Regions from separate parts of the Mus musculus genome. Here region 2 is linked to region 1. The links are chromatin loops, found by intact Hi-C in ENCODE. Cell type or tissue: gastrocnemius. All regions are shown on one strand.

The links. Hi-C counts contacts between places; a loop is a spot of excess contacts. Peaks named below come from ENCODE experiments on the same cell type or tissue, not always from the same donor. Only the 100,000 strongest peaks of a DNase experiment are listed, where the experiment ranks them.
Region 2: a loop joins it to region 1, with 2.1 times the contacts of the local background. A loop is called at or near these places in 4 of 42 quality-filtered maps.

What each region holds. Positions count from the first base shown.
Region 1 is chr4:140,741,254-140,749,253 of GRCm38, reverse strand. Padi6 (peptidyl arginine deiminase, type VI) reads left to right here and starts at 6,611. Exons shown (of 16, transcript NM_153106.2): 1 at 6,611-6,765; 2 at 7,319-7,496. The coding sequence starts at 6,674. Padi4 (peptidyl arginine deiminase, type IV) reads left to right here. Exons shown (of 16, transcript NM_011061.2): 14 at 729-796; 15 at 1,028-1,168; 16 at 2,897-3,746. The coding sequence ends at 3,130. In gastrocnemius, a CTCF peak has its summit at 4,387; DNase peaks (open chromatin) are centred at 494 and 4,393.
Region 2 is chr4:140,588,679-140,596,678 of GRCm38, reverse strand. It overlaps Arhgef10l (Rho guanine nucleotide exchange factor (GEF) 10-like), which reads left to right. Exons shown (of 29, transcript NM_001290803.1): 5 at 2,442-2,533; 6 at 3,503-3,586; 7 at 4,692-4,861. Among named protein-coding and RNA genes, the nearest start is that of Gm42335, 12 kb to the left of the region's middle. In gastrocnemius, a CTCF peak has its summit at 4,249 (motif pointing left); DNase peaks (open chromatin) are centred at 2,422, 2,655 and 4,242; H3K27ac peaks cover 696 bases.

The DNA of each region.
Region 1 (8,000 bases):
CAGAAGACCCAAGTTCAATTCCCAGCGCCCACATGGCAGCTCACAACCATCTGTAATTCCAAGATCTGACACCCTCACCCAGACACACATGCAGGCAAAACACCAATGCACATAAAATAAAAATATTAAAAAATAAAAATATTAATAAGTAGGCTCTGAGACCAAGGGCGAATGCCTTGGGATTGGAAACAGTGCAGACCACCAGAAAGCTGTCCATTTCTAAGCCACTCCTGAGCCAGGGGTCTGATCCAGGTGTCCAGTGTCACCTCCCAGGGACATTGACATAGCAGTCTTGTTGATTGGTGCAGAGGCCTCCCCAGTTGGTGTGGCTGGATCAAGGGCTGGCACTGGAATGGGTTTTGTTGGCCTAATTGGTTGACTGTGCCGGGATCCTGTCTCGGGAAGCAGCTTGTCTTCTCTGCCACTTGGGGCTTTGTCCTGTTTGAAGGTCACCCTCCGCATTCGTTCCCTGTCACATGAGGCTCAGTGGGGTCACCCAGCCGTCCCGACTGGTTTGACTCTGTGCCAATTCCGGTGCTGGAAGATGCTAAGAATTATCATTCAAGACAACATTTCCCTAACCACTTCTCTAAAACAAACTGGGTCCCTTTGGAGATGGGGGCCTTTCAGGGAGCAAGAATATATCCACCCATTGAAGGAATGGCGGCACCGGAGGGTAGCCTGCCTCCCGAGTGGGGTCCATCGTTTTCTCTCTTTCTCCACCACAGGGAAAAGGCAGACAATCAATGAAATTCTGTCCAACAAGAAATTAAGAGACCAGAATGCCTATGTGGAGGTACGCAGCCTGGGTGTCCTGGAGACGCTGCAGCGGGTGCATGGGGTAGGGCGGGGCTCTCAGGGCTGCTCACAACAGCACTGGCTACCAGCCCAGGGTCAGAAGCCCAGGCAGAGCACAGGAGGGGAGCTTGTGAGGTCCCTGAGATCCTGAACCCCCAGTTCTTACCGATCCCTGCTGCTATCCCACACTGTCTCCTCCCCTAACGCACCCCCTTGGCCTCCCTACCAGAGCTGTATCGACTGGAACCGGGCGGTGCTGAAGCGGGAGCTGGGCCTGGCAGAGGGTGACATCATCGACATTCCGCAGCTCTTCAAGCTCGCGGGGAACTCCAGAGGGAACTCTAAGGCCCAGGCCTTCTTCCCAAACATGGTAAGGAGGTGACAGCCACCGCCTGACTCCCTCTGACTCAAATGACCTCCTAAACTGCAGGACACAGCCTGGCCAGGCATAAGGCAGGTCCAGGTGGCACTTCCGTGCGCCCTTTGAGGCTCACATAGCCCTCTCGGCACCCAGAGCCTCTTCTGAGCCTCACACAATGTCAGGAGTGCCCTCTCTCGTGGCTTTGCCTTCCAGAGGCAGGCTCAGAGAAATTAGGTGTCTAACACAAAAACACACAGCAGGCAAGGGATGGCAAAGCCAGGGTCTGGTTTCAAAACCAGCTCTACCCTGCTGCTTCTTGTCTCCCATACTGCGTTAAGGGGACCAGCAGACACGGGCCATAGACAAAGTGTTCTGCGGTGGCATTCGCTGCCAGGAAGGGGGCCCCTGTGAAACAGGACCCAGAGCAGGGCCAGATTTGACCTTTGTTACTTAACTGTGACTGCCACGTGTCTTCCTACCTCCCCCTGCCTTTTTTACCAGCCTCCTCCAAAGGACACCTGAGTACTGGGTGGAGAATTACCTAGATCTAAGGAGCTGGTGATGTTTCTTGGCACAGTCGTTTCCAAACCGGGCTCCCTGGAGCTCTGGGGTTCCAAGGCAGCAGCTCCACTCTAGCCATTGAGGTGTCTCCTCCTCCATGTATTGAGCTATGACAGAAGACTCCATTGAGTAGGGAAACCGGTCTCCCTCTCTCCCTGAACATAGTGCCCGAGGCCCAGGGATCACAGTTCACTGTGATGCGTTCTAAGTGAGCTCAAACAGCTCGTGGCCCTTTACCCACAGGACACTTGTTAGAGGCACACACGCAGTGTACAGTGTGTCCACCACATGAGAGGTGAAGGCAGAAGAGTCTGGGGTTCAGAGTCAGCCTTGGCTACAAGAGACCAAGTCACCAAAAAGAGCTGTGCGGGCTGGAGGGATGGCTAAGCAGTCAGAGTCCTTGATGCTCCTCTCAAGGACCCCAGTTCGATTCCTAGCACTCACATTGAATGGCCCTCCAACCGCCCACAACCTCAGCCTAGAGGATCTAGGTGTCTCCTGGATTCCTTGAGACACCTGCACGCACCTGGCAGACGCAGACAAAAATAAACGGAAAACTCGAGGGTGGGGTACAGCCGGGTGGCTTAGTGGCTAAGAGCACTTGCTATGGAACTCTGACGGCCAGAGTTCAGATTCCAGCACCACAGTAACAAGCTGGGTGTCACCCACATGTGCCACCCACATGCCTGTAAATCCCTGCTCTGAGGGACACAGAGACAGAGGCTTGCAGGCAAGTCCAGGGAGAGAGACCTGGCCTCAAAGGAATACACTGAAGAGCACACAAGAGGCTCTGGGTGCACCCACCCCGCAAGGCACACACAAAAACACTGTGGGGAGGAGGAGAGGAGGGGGAGAAGGAGTGAGGAGAGGGGCAGGAGGAGGGAGGGGGAGGGGAGGGGAGAGGGAATAGGAGGAGAGGGAGGGGGAAAGGGAGGGGGAAAGGGAAGGGGAAAGGAGGGGAAGGGAAGGGGAGAAAGAGAAGGAGGGGAGGGGGAGAAGGAGTGAGGGGAAAAGGAATGAAGGGAAGAGAGAAAAAGGGGAGGAAGGGCAGGAGAGAGAGGGAGGGAGGGGGAAAGAGAGATGCAAAAGGGAAAAAGAACCAGTCTTAGTCCAGAGACCTGTAGGCCCTACCTACCCTACAGCTGTTGCCTCTGATCTGGCCCCACCCTCCCGCAGGTGAACATGCTGGTCCTGGGCAAGTACCTGGGCATCCCCAAGCCCTTTGGGCCCATCATCGATGGCCACTGCTGCCTGGAGGAGGAGGTGCGTTCCCACCTGGAGCCGCTGGGTCTGCACTGCACCTTCATCAACGACTTCTACACCTACCACGTGTACAACGGGGAGGTTCACTGTGGCACCAATGTGCGCAGGAAGCCCTTCACCTTCAAGTGGTGGCACATGGTGCCCTGAGTCACTACCCCAGGCAGCCTCCCTCGAGGACTGTCCTGGCCAGAGGTGGCTGCTCCCCACCCCCACCCCCACCCCGCAGCGAGGTGCAGCAAGAGATCTGGGGATGGTTGGGCTTCCACAGAGGTGGCCACTGTCCCTGCTGTGACATGTTTGCTTCACCCACATCTGGCTCCTGTCCCATCTCTGTGTGTCCTCAAATGGTCCTTGCATAGCAAGCTCAGCTCTGCTTAGAGATGCTGCAATAAAGATGTAGTTTTGTATCTTTAGTTTACCACGGAGTTCCACACCCCCAGCCCCACCCTCCGCAAAGCACATTGGAATCAATTTCAAAGCACCAATGAGGTGAAAAAGCTTCAACTATGGCTGGCAGCTCTTTTGACTTATTTACTCTGCCGTATGTGTCTCTCTCTTTATATATATTTAATAAAAATTAAAAAAAAAAAACAAACCACGGCTGGCAAGATGGCTCAGCGGGTAAGAGCATTGACTGCAGGTCATGAGTTCAAATCCCAGCAACCACATGGTGGCTCACAACCATCTGTAACGAGATCTGACTCCCTTTTCTGGCGTGTCTGAAGACAGCTACAGTGTACTTACATATAATAAATAAATCTTAAGAAAAAAAAAGGGCTTGTGAGATGGCTCAGTGGTTAAGAGCACCGACTGCTCTTCCAAAGTTCCTGAGTTCAAATCCCAGTAACCACATGGTGGCTCACAACTATCTGTGACGCTCTCTTCTGGTGCATCTGAAGACAGCTACAGTGTACTTAGGTATAACTCGGGAGGCAGAGGCAGGCAGATTTCTGAGTTCGAGGCCAGCCTAATCTACAGAGTGAGTTCCAGGACAGCCAGGGCTACACGGAGAAACCCTGTCTCAAAAAACAAACAAACAAACAAACAAACAAACAACCCCCCCCACACACACACAAATTCCTTGGAGCCTAAGGTGATGACACACACCCTTAACTCCCACCCTCCGGAGACAGAGGCAGGTGGATCTCTGTGAATTCAAGACCAAGCTGGTCTATATATTGAGTTCAGGCTAACAGGTCTACACAGTGAGATCCAGAGACAATTAATTAACGTTTAATTAAAATGAGTAAATAGAAACACGTTCCTCAGGCCAGTGAGATGGCTCAGTGGGGAAAGGCACTTGCCATGAAACCAATGGTGAGCCAAGGCTGGTCCCCAGGACCTGAGTAAAGGTGGGGAGAGAGACCTGCCTCTACAAAGCTGTCCTTTGACTGCCACAGGCATGCACTGGGTGGCGCTGGTGTGTCACACATGCTACTTGCCTTTGCCTCCCAAGTACTGGGACTAGAAGTGTGGCCACCATGCCCTACTGTGAGAGAGAGAGAGAGAGAGAGAGAGAGAGAGAGAGAGAGAGAGAGAGAGAGAGAGAGAGAGAGACCACAGTGCACATGTGGAGATCAGAGGACAGCTTGTGAGACTCACTTTCCTCCTTCCACCATGCGTGCTCTGCACATCGGGCTCAGTGGTGAACGTCTTTAACCCACTGAGCTACCTGGCCAGTCCTGACTTTTCTTTAACCTCATCAAGCCAAAAATTCCCTTCATCCCCCTCCCTCAGAGACTGCCTAAGAGTGCTCTGAGACAGACGTGGTAAATGCCACAGACCAGGTGTTCCACAGACCAGGTGTTCCTAAACCCCAGGAAGGGACCCAGTTTCTCATACTGGGACCAAAGCAATTTTACTTGGCGGGAAGCTGAGTAGCTGGGTGGCTGTTCCCTTCCCTCTCCAGGTCCCCCAAGAGAGCTCCTCTCTGCCTCTTCCAGCTTCGGATTGATTGATTGATTGATTGATTGATTGATTGATTGATTGATTGAGACAGGGTCTTCCTAGAAGCCCTAGTCTGTCTGAAACTCCTTTTTTAGCCAAGGCTGCCCTCAGACTTGTAACCATCTTCCCGCTTGAGCCTCCTGGGTGCGTGGATGCAGGTATGCACCTCTGAGGCGGCTGGGAGCTAGCTCCTTCTCTGAGAGGCCAGTAGAATGGAGAAAGAGAGTAATGGAGGCTGCTCTCTCTAGGCTGTGCCCTGCACCAAGGTCTTCTGGGAAATATGAAGTTTCCATACAGAATCTCCTTAATTAACCTAGGCTGGCTCCCTATTCTTGTTCCTCCTGCCTCCATCTACCCAGTTCTGGGATTGCAGACGTGAGCCACCATGCTCGGCTCTTAATGAGCAAATAACAGGGACGTGGAGGCAGATAGTTCTCTACCAAGGAGCTATGCTCCCACCTATCCCCTTTTCAGAACATTGGCACAGTCTTGTTAAATTGACCAATCTAGACTTGAAGTCACTCGGTAATCACAGGCTAGCCTACCTCAGCTGGATCTTTTTTTCCCCCCTGACAACACATACATATACTATGGAATGCAATACAGAATTTGGCGGCTTTTTGAAACAGAGCATCATTCTGAAACCCAGGCTGGTCTCAAACTCACAGAAATCCTCCTGCCTCAGTGTGGGTGCTGAACAGGTGACAGGCAGGGACTACCATGTGTGGCTTTGTAGTCTGATCTAGGAATGCCAATACTGAAGAGACCATGAACCTCAAAGATGTATGTGTCATCTCAGCGACTCCACAGGGCACGAGAATGCTGACCCCCCCCATTTTAGCAGTTTTGAACTGCACAGTAGATATACAATTTCCTTTCTGCTTCGTGTGTGTGTGTGTGTGTGTTCTCACACCACAGTGCACATGTGAAGGTCAGAGGTCAGCCTAAAGGGATAACAGCTGTAAGCCAGGCTGCACAGGTCTAGCCCATGCACCAGCTCCTGCTGCCCATCCCCCACCCTACCCGCCCTGATGCTAACAAGAGACACAGCTGTGACTGACTGGCTTATCATCGTTATCACCCGGGAAAAGGATGCAGATTGCCTGCCAGGATCAGGGATTTGCAGAGCTAGCTATAGCTTCCTGACACTTCTGTGAGCATAGCACTTTACCAAGTACCCCCACTAGCTGCCAAGAAGCACACATCCTAGAACAGTGGTCCTCAACCTTCTTAGTGCTGCAACCCTTTAATACAGGTGGTGACCCCCAACCATAAGCTTATTTCGTTGCTACCTCATAACTGTGATTTTGCTACTGTTATGAATCATAATATGCAGGATATCTGATGTGTGACACCACCACCATCCCAGCCTTGAGGCCAAAACAGGTTGAGAGCTACTGTCCTAGAACCAAGACTCCCCCATAATCTTGAGATGTAGCACCCAGACCAGTGGGAAGGGCAGAGCCCCAAGCTGTTAGACTCCAATTTCCTAGGGCTGCAGGGTCTACAGGCAGCAGCTGCTAAAACTTTGATGCTGAGTAGAAGGATCTCTCCCTTCACCCTTCCCCCTACCTCCTTCTCCTCTTCCTCCTCCTCCAGGCTCACCTGTGAACCCTTAACAAGGGGGCGGGCTGGGGTGGTCCTTACCTCTACTAAAGAGGAAGGCCAGGAAGCCCCACCGTCCTAGGCAATTACTCTGGTGGGTAAGGACTGCTGACAGTGGCTAGCTTGGTAAGCCCAGCCATGTCTTTTCAGAACTCACTCAGCCTGTCTCTGGTCAATCCCACCCATGCCCTCTGCATGGTAGGCATGGAAATCACCTTGGACATCAGCAAGTAAGGCTTAGCGGGTGTCTGTAGGGGTAATGAGAAGGGAGGGTCTGGGCAGAGTCCCTGTGCCCAGAAGTCCGAGGTTAGCGCTCTCAGCTGAACTGACCGACCCCAAGGAAATCTGGCTTGGTCTCTGAGAGCCCTCCCATCCCAGCTCGGGATACTGACTTACAGCTTTCTCTGCCTCTTGCAAGATCCCTGTTAGCTTCGAAGGTGTCCTTGAGTAGGCGGGGGTTGTGTCTTACGGTTCTGGCATCTGCTCACTCCATGACTGTGAAGCTGAGGCTTGTATGTAAAATGAAGATGTGATCCTCACAAGGAGGCTTTGGGGGAGCGGGAGGTTGGGGTGGGACATCCATCAAAGGCGTGGAGGTCCTGGGGGTCGAGATGGTAAGAGAGGCTGAAGACGTTAGCGCCCGCCCCCCCCCCCACAAGCTTCACTGACAACTCTCCTCAATTCCGTAAGATGGATGCAGACTCCAGATCGGGGGCTGTCCTGGAACCCTGTCGCCTCATCGGTTGGTGAGTCTTCTAACCTGTATTGTCTCCTTCAAACCAGGTGTGCACCAGACAAGTGCAAGTCTTTCACCATCCGTGGTTCCCCCAGGATCTTGATCCACATCTCTAGCTCCGTCATCGCTGGCAAAGAGGACACTGTGGTCTGGAGGTCAATGAACCATCCCACAGTGGCATTGGTGAGGATGGTGGCGCCCAGCCCCACTGTGGATGAAGACAAGGTGAGCCATGGAGGGGAGAGGGGTAACCTTTAACCTACCCAGGTGATCTCAATGTGGAAGCTGGCAAGCCTAGCTGAAGGCCATTGGCAACAGGCCTGCCTACCCAAGGCAGACCCAGCTGCAGCTGTCTGTGGGCAGGGAGAGAGAGGCAGTTAAGGGATGGTGAGTGGGCGGAACCTGCCCATCTATGTGTCGGCGGAAGGCAGTTTCCTTCAGCGAGTGGCTCACTTGGGTAAGCACTGTACCTTGAGTCGGGCCAGAACCAGTGTTGTACCCTGAGCTGAGCAGTGCATACCTATTAAGCCCAATTAACCAGGAGGAGGGTCAGCAGTTGGAGGTCCTAACCTGAGCTACAGAGCCAGCTCCAAGCCAGGGCAAACGACTTTAGTGAGCGACAACTGCTTTTGTTGGGTTTTGAGACGGGGTTTCTCTGTGTAGCCCTGGCCATCCTAGAACTCCCTTTGTAAACCAGGCTGGCCTCGAACTCCCACGATCCTCCTACCC
Region 2 (8,000 bases), 150 kb after region 1:
CCACTTAAAACGTTCAACTGCATTTCCAGTCCAAAGTCCCAAAGTCCACATTCTACCACCAAGCAGTGGCATGGTCAGGCCTGTCACAGCAACGCTCCCGGTCCTGTTCACAACTTCTGTCTTAGTCACTATTCTGTTGTTGTGAAGAGACACCATAAACGAGGCGAGTCTTACGTAAGAAAGCGTTTGACTGGGGGCCTTGCTGACTGGGGCCTCGCTTTCAGTCTCAGAGGGTCAGGCTCTTATCCTCATGGCAGGCAGGTGCTGGAGCAGCAGCTGAGAACCAGATCCTGATTCATAGGCAGCAGCAGATAAAGAAACTGGGCCTGGCATGGTCTTCTGAACCCTCAAAGCCTGTCTCCAGTGACATACCTTTTTCAACAAGGTCAAACTTCCTAACTCTTTCCTGACACTCATTAGTTGGGGACTAAGCATGCAAACACATGAACCTATCTTTTAAGGCCATTCTCATTCAAACCACCACAGCAAGTTGGGTAGGGTAGGCCCTGTGGGCCCGAGGTGTGTGTGAAGATTTAAATGCAAGCCTCAGCTTTAAAAATGTTCTTAAAGCCGGGCGGTGGTGGCACACACCTTTCATCCCAGCACTTGGGAGGCAGAGGCAGGCAGATTTCTGAGTTTGAGGCCAGCCTGGTCTACAGAGTGAGTTCCAGGACAGCCAGGGCTACACAGAGAAAGCCTACAAAACAAAACAAAAACAAAATAAAATGTTCTTAAAATGTTATTTATTTATTTATTTATTTATTTATTTATTTATTTATTTATTTATTTATTTTGTGTGTGTGTATACATGTGCATGTGTGTGTGTGTGTGAGTTTGGTGTGTATGTGTGTGTGTATGTGTGCATGTGTGTGTGTCTGAAGGATAACATAAGGTTGGATCTTTCCTTCTGTTATGAAACATAATGCGGCGGCAGCGGCAGGTAAGGAGGTACCTGGTGGGTCCATGCCCAGGTGTCCCCCTGAGAAAGCACACCATGCAACAGACCTGACATAAGGAAAGTTTATTGTGGAGGAAGGGAGGGGAGCAGTAGTGTGGAAAGGGGGAAGAGGCAGAGAAAGGAGAGAGAGAGAGAGAGAGAGAGAGAGGGAGAGAGAGAGAGAGAGAGAGAGAGAGAGAGAGAAGGAGGGAGGGGGTAGCGAGCAACGGTGCAGGGAGTAATGGTGGCAGGTGATGATGAGATGATGTAACTGTTGCTAGGTCACTGTTGGGAGGAGTCTAGAGAATTGTCTGTAAGCCAACACCTTCCACTCCGTGGGTCCTGGGAATCAAACTCAGGCCCTTAGACTTGGCAGCAAGTGTCTTTACCTACTGAGCCATCTCGCCTGCCTCCCACCTCTGCTTCTGAATAGTGGGAGAACACTGTCCTCACAGCAGACAGGCTGGTGTCCCGCTGTCCTCCAGTTAGCCCAGTGATCTCAGTAACTGAGGGAGTCTGTTCCCAGCCCAGAGACTGGGATAAAACTCCTTAAACTTTTCCCAAACTGTGACCTCTTTTTAATCTAAGAAACTTATATCCAACCTCAGATACATGGATATATAAAATAGGTATACAAACCACGAATTTAAGTAACGATAGATCCTTAAGACATTTATTTTAAAACACTTTTTGTAAAGACAAAAACAAATTTGCATACTGATGAGGTGGGCGTGCTTGTTTAACTGTCCATAAAGGTTTAAATCTCTGTTAAATGTTGGATGTAGCAGCACACAGGCCCGAGTTTGAGTCCCAGGTCAGCCGTTTTGATTTTATATTCATTAGTGCTGAGAACGCTCCTCTGTCTCACAAAGATATCTAGTACAAAACAGCAGAAGGACATTTAAAGCCTTTCAGGGACTGTGAAAAGATTACCCCAGGTCAGAATTCATCTCATGATTTTATTTAAATGAAATTCAACTCAACGATTTTTAAAATCATACATTCAAATATATAATCCAATCTTAAAGACAGAATAGTTTGGGACTTACAGGCTATGGAATGAGGATTGGAGTAAATCTGCTTTCTATAATGAAACAGAGTCTTTCTTTCTTTTTTTTCTAAGATTTATTTCTTTATTATATGTAAGTACACAGTAGCTGTCTTCAGACACACCAGAAAAGGGTGTCAGATCTCATTACAGATGGTTGTGAGCCACCCTGTGGTTGCTGGGAATTGAACTCAGGACCTCTGGAAGAACAGTCAGTGCTCTTAACCTCTGAGCCATCTCTCCAGCCCAAAACAAAGTATTTCTGTAAGATCAAGGAAAATGCGCAGTAGAAACATTGCAATTTGTAACAACCAGTCCTGAATCAGAGCCGAGGCTTACTTCTTTCTTGAAGGCTAGCCAACTTAGTTGACCTGAGGCCCGAACCATTTGGCCACCCTCCACATCCTTCCAGTCTGGTAAGGAGGCTGAAGTTTTCACTGAGCCATCTCTCTGCAGGGCACCCACTGTGGTCAGCAATGGGGATGCGGTGGGCGCAGCGATCTCTGGGGTCCGGCGCTCCAGCTGGAAGCGGAAGAGCTCACGTCGAAGTAAGTTGCCCCCTCCACTCCCAGCAAGGAGAACCAAGATGGTCTCTTAGTCTCCAGGCTAAGAGCTGGCACTCATGCTTGAGAGCCCAAGGGAGGGTTGCCACAGACTTGGTGGCTGTCTGTGATGGAGTACCCGCTCACTGTTCTCCAGAGCCCTAGATCGTTAATCCAGCTGTCCATCTGCTCTCAGAGGCTCTGCCAAGAGGTTGGTCAGAGTGAGCTCCCTGGTGACTGGGACAGGCGCTCTGGGAGGAGAAGCCCCTTACAGAACAGCAGCTTCTGGAAGAGCCAGTGTCCAGGGGATGCCTGGCTCCAGGGGATGCTCCAAGTGCCTCAAGTTAGAATGGTGCATTTAGGGGTGAAGCAGGCTGCCATCTCTCCAGCTCCCCCGAGGACCTCTGCCAAAGGACTTGATGTGGCATTTGGGGCTCATCTCTTCAGGGGGTGGGTGAGAGGAAGACAGAAGAGAAAGGGAGGGGCCATTGAGGACTGTCACCACCATCCAGGAGGGGAGGAGTCAGAGTCGTGGTGTTCCAGAGGAGGGTCAGTCTCAACCCACTGGAGCGTGGGATGCATGGGAGGAGGAAGAGGGTATGAGAGACAAAGGCTGGCCAGGCTCTGGATGCTGCAGGACTCAGGAAGACATCCCTTAGAGGTTAGAGTCTTTCTAGGAGGTCCAGGGCTCAGGTCAGGCTAGATTTCCCAACCCCCACTCTGCCCGTCCTGGGGCTAGCATCAGTGTATGGATTCTCTGCAGGTGCTGTGGTCAAGATAAAGGTCTATGTAGCAGGGAGAGAGGCAAGGTGGGGTCTGTGGCGGGCACTGAGAAGGGGGGAGTGGGCTAGAGGAAAGCTGTGAATTGTATCCGCAATGATGAAAGTCAGGACACCCGGATGGCTGCCAGCTGGTCGGTCCTCCATGGCGGCCACCGTATACCCCTGTGGGTGACCTTTCTCCCCTCCGTTACAGTTGACCGCTTCACTTTCCCTGCCCTGGAGGAAGATGTGATTTATGACGACGTCCCCTGTGAGAGCCCAGACGCCCATCAGCCCGGTATGGCCTCTTGTGGCTCTTTTCCTGGCCTTTCTCTAGGTTGGGAAGGGAGAGCCATGCTTAGGTGGTGGTGGTGGGGTCCTCTTCCTCTCCTTCTGTCCCCAGCTTTCACAAACTGCAGATATACAAGCAGCTGATGACCCTGCCCTGGTCTTTGCCGTCCTCAGGTGGCACAGTGCATCTTCCTCTGGGCATCCTCAGTATCTGAAGTCATTTCCATGGGCAACAGCTGCCGGCATATCCAATGTAGAAACAGCACAGCCAGCCCCTCCTTCAAGGTCACATCCAATGTGGTCTGCTGGTCTGTCCCTAGAGACATTAGATCTTGGCATAAAAATAACCTCCCCATGACGGGAGGCAAAGTGCTTGCTACCAAGCAGGAGGCTTTAAGTTTGATCCCCAGAGCCCACATAAGAGATACCTCAGGCTAGCCCGCCTGGTCAAATTGGCAAGCCTCAGGTCCTCAGGAGAGCGCTACATTCAAAAAGCAAGCCTGACAGTTCCTGAGGCATACCCCCCTTCCCCCCACGTGCCCAGTTGGGTTCTGCTCCTCTAGAGAGAGGACACTCAAGTCATTGTCCCCATTCCTCCATTCAAAAGCATTTTCTGCTGTCTTTGAAATCGAGGAGAGTTCCTCCTGGATTCTAGGCCGGGTGCGCCCCCTCCTGGACGCTTGCAGACCCAGAGGGACCGCATGGACCACATGGGATGGTTGAGGAAGTCCCGCCCCTTCCTGTGTCTTCCCATTGATGCATTAGAAATCTTTCAGGGCTCCAGTTGGATTTGATTCTGATGGTTCCTCTCTTCTTTCGTAAAAAATGCCAAAGAGGCTGAGAGTGATCTTGTTCTCAGAGGGATGTGTTAAGAGGGAATTAAGGAGTCCTCCATGTCGAGCGTATTTCTCTTGTGTTCCTGGTTTTTCAGGCCCTTCTCCTATAGAGAGGTGAGGGACATGCTGGCATAGTCTCTGAGGAAGAGGAACTGAGTCTGGGGCCAGACCAGCACACTTGCTCCGTCTTCCCTCCCTTTCCTATGCCTTACCTATTGGGGTTCCAGATCTGGGTGGCTGGGGCCTCGGACTCACCAGATTGTTGCTGGCTGGCAGGGGCCGAGCGGGGCCTCGTTTACGAGGATGTGCATCGTGCAGGAGCACCGCGTGAGACCGAGGACCTAGGCTGGAGCTCTAGTGAGTTTGAGAGCTACAGCGAGGACTCTGGGGAGGAGACCAAACCGGAGGCCGAGCCCACTAAGCACCGAGGGTCCTTCCAGCCCAAGGTGAGGAGCTTGGGGGACGTTTCTCAAAGTCTGGACTCTTTCAGGAAGGGATGTGGGTGGTGAGGACCAGGCACTAGACCCCTGTCTGGGGACCATCCATTTCCAGTAATAGCGAGCGAATGCATGATCAGTAAGATCATTGGGTTATCCTGAGCTAGGAAGTGACCTGGGATCCGCTGTTTGGCCACAGAGGACCTGGACTGGAGACAGGCGCTCCCCCTGCCCCCTGCATTTCTGTACAGACTAGGTCAAGTGCTCATGATGTTCATGGGCTCAGGCCGGTTTTTAGATTTCTTCTTAACCCAGCTAAATGGGTACAGTGGATCCTGGGCTCATTCAACATAGCTCTCCTGCCCTGCCAGGTACATCCTTAGACCCACACAGTGCCATTTGCCCTGGGAGTGGACAGGTGATGGTGGTGTGTGAGCGATGGCCGCATCAGAGCTGCTCTGGCCAGGCGTGTGCTTTCCAGCTGTCTCTACCTCACGCAGCCTCCTTTCTCCCGTGTGTTACACGAGGAGCCTCTGGGCTGGAGATCTGGTTCTCCTTCTCCTGCTCCGTCCCTGCTCCTCTCGCGTTCCATGCGGAGTCTGAGATTCTGTAGGCAAAGCTGAAGGGTCCTGCTTGACCAGAGGTGACCGGCTGGCTCCCTTTAGATATGGGGGTGGGGTGGGGCACAAGCTGGCTGGGGTTAGTGACTAGCTCCAGCTGCACCCATGGACTACCTGGTAAGGCTTACAGTATTCCTGCCTGTTCCTAGGTCTCAGGAGCCCCCTGGGAGAGGTGTGCTAGCTAGTATAGTTCAGAAAGCCTTCACTCAGCTTTGTGGTGACCAAGCCCAACTGCCTGGACCCAGGACTTCTCAGGATAGGTCACAGGAAGGACCTTAATGCTCGCCAACCATAATGCAGAATTCTTTTTTTAAAAAATAGTTTAATCACCCTTTAAATGTCAATCTCTCTCTTTTTAAAGATTTATTTTATGTATACAAGTACATTGAGATGGTTGTGAGCCTTCATGTGGCTGTTGGAAATTGAATTTAGGATCTCTGTTCGCTCCCGTTGGTCCGGTTAAGCCCGCTTGCTCAGTCTCTGCTCACTCCGGCCCAAAGATTTATTTATTATTATAAATAAGTACACTGCAGCAGTCTTAAGACACACACCAGAAGAGGGCGTCAGATCCCATTACAGATGGTTGTGAGCCACCATGTGGTTGCTGGGAATTGAACTCAGGACCTCTGGAAGAGTAGTCAGTGCTCTTAACCACTGAGCCATCTCTCCAGCCCTATAAAGCAGACTTCTTCAGACCCTGTTGAGCGTTGTCATAGGTCATAGGAAGGATACTAAGAGACCAGGAAGACCTGACCCAGGTGAACCTTTATGGTCTAGGAGGAGATACTGGGTATGATACAGTTTAAGATTGATGAGAAGGACTCCGGATGTGGCTCAGTTGGTAGAGTGCTTACCCAGAGTGCGTGAGGCTCTGATCCTTAGCACCTCGTAAACCAAGTCTGGCGGTGCGCAGCTCTAATGCCAGCGCTGGGCTGGTGAAGGCAAGAGGGTCAGAAGTTCAAGACTGCTATCTGCTGCTTAGAAGCCTGAGGTCAGCATGGGCTCCACGAGACCCTATCTTTGTAAAGAGAAAGAGAGGGAGAGGGGGAGGGAGAGAGAAAGAGAAACCTTTTTTGTTTCTATGAGTGCCTGGTACCTGTTGGGGACCAATGGGACAAACCTGAGGACTTACAAAGCCAGGTCAGAGTTGGGGCAGGATTCTTGAAGCCTAAGAAGATTTCCTGGTGCCTGCAGGCTGGAGAGACAGCCCATGCAGGCCTGTGACGGTTTCCTGTCTTCGGAGGGGGTATTCTATGCCCCCTTAGAGAGGAGGTGATACACCACAGACTCCCCAACGCCCTAAGTCACTTCTCCATGGAGATTAGGGTGTGTCAGACTCTGCTGCTCCAGATGGTGACATGGAGAATCGATGCCTTAGGCATGTTATGGTCCTTCCTCATCACCCAGGGCCGTCCCCCCTCCTCCCCTGCCCCCTTTCCTCTTCTTTGTTTTTTTGAGACAAGATTTCTCTATGTAGACTAGCCTGGCCTTGAACACAAAGTTCCTAGTGCAGGAATTAAAGGTGTGGGCACCACTATGCCTAGCTCCCTCCCACCTTCTTGCTGGGGACCTGAGAGGGACCTGCAGGAGGTGGAGATGGCAGACTTGTGCCACCCAACAGCAGCTTTAGTCTTTGAGAGCTGGTTGACATCACAGATACCAGGGACTTTCCTCCCAGGGACTCTCAAATCAGAGTTTGCCTTTTAACTCTCTGACATCAGGGGCTACAAGTGGCCCACAGAGCCCTAAGGAGTGCTAGATCTCTGGCTTATTGGGAACTTGTGCCTCTTAAGGGACTTTGGGCTAGGGTTGGATGGGGTTTTGCACTCTTCGTCCCCCAATTCAGGTCTAGGGGGTTTTAACAGGAGGGTCTTTTCTCTATGCATCTGCTAAGGCCGGTGTGCTCCCTAATGGCTCTAATGGCTGGTTCTCAGGCAGATGGGAAGGCGGGTGTGGCTTTTCCTCTCTGCCCTCTCTGCCGAGGGATGCTGCTAAGCACTGCCTGTAAGACTTTCCTCTCCAGAGCTGCTGGGGTCCCCGCTCTCTGCCTGGCATTGCAGCCACTGTGTGATTCGGGGCCACTGTTGCTTGCATCTGTGTGCTGCGTGTGCCGTGTGTGCTGCAAGGCTTTGGGTGGCAGGCATCTGAGGAAGCATTGTATGCTGTTCGTGGATTCTGACTAGAACCCCAGCTCCAAGCTAGCTAGTGGAGTCCCTACCTCAAAATGCCCGGGCCGATCAACTGTAGCTCCCAAAAATTGATCGAAGGGTCTCTAAAGGGACCTTAGAAGTTACTGTCTCAGATGTGAGCATCTGCCTTGAGCTTTGTTGGTCCCCAAGTGTCTGTTTTATTGGCCACCATGGTCAACAGATGTTGGCTGGGTGTGAGACCCCCTTTCTCTCTGCCTGTGACCTCTTTATAAGCAATTGTTGTGACCCACCCAGGGCAGTCTGGGAAGGGTGGGCTCATTACTGAAACACCCACGATGACTTCAGGTCCCATTCTGTTCAGCTCAGCCTGTGACCCTG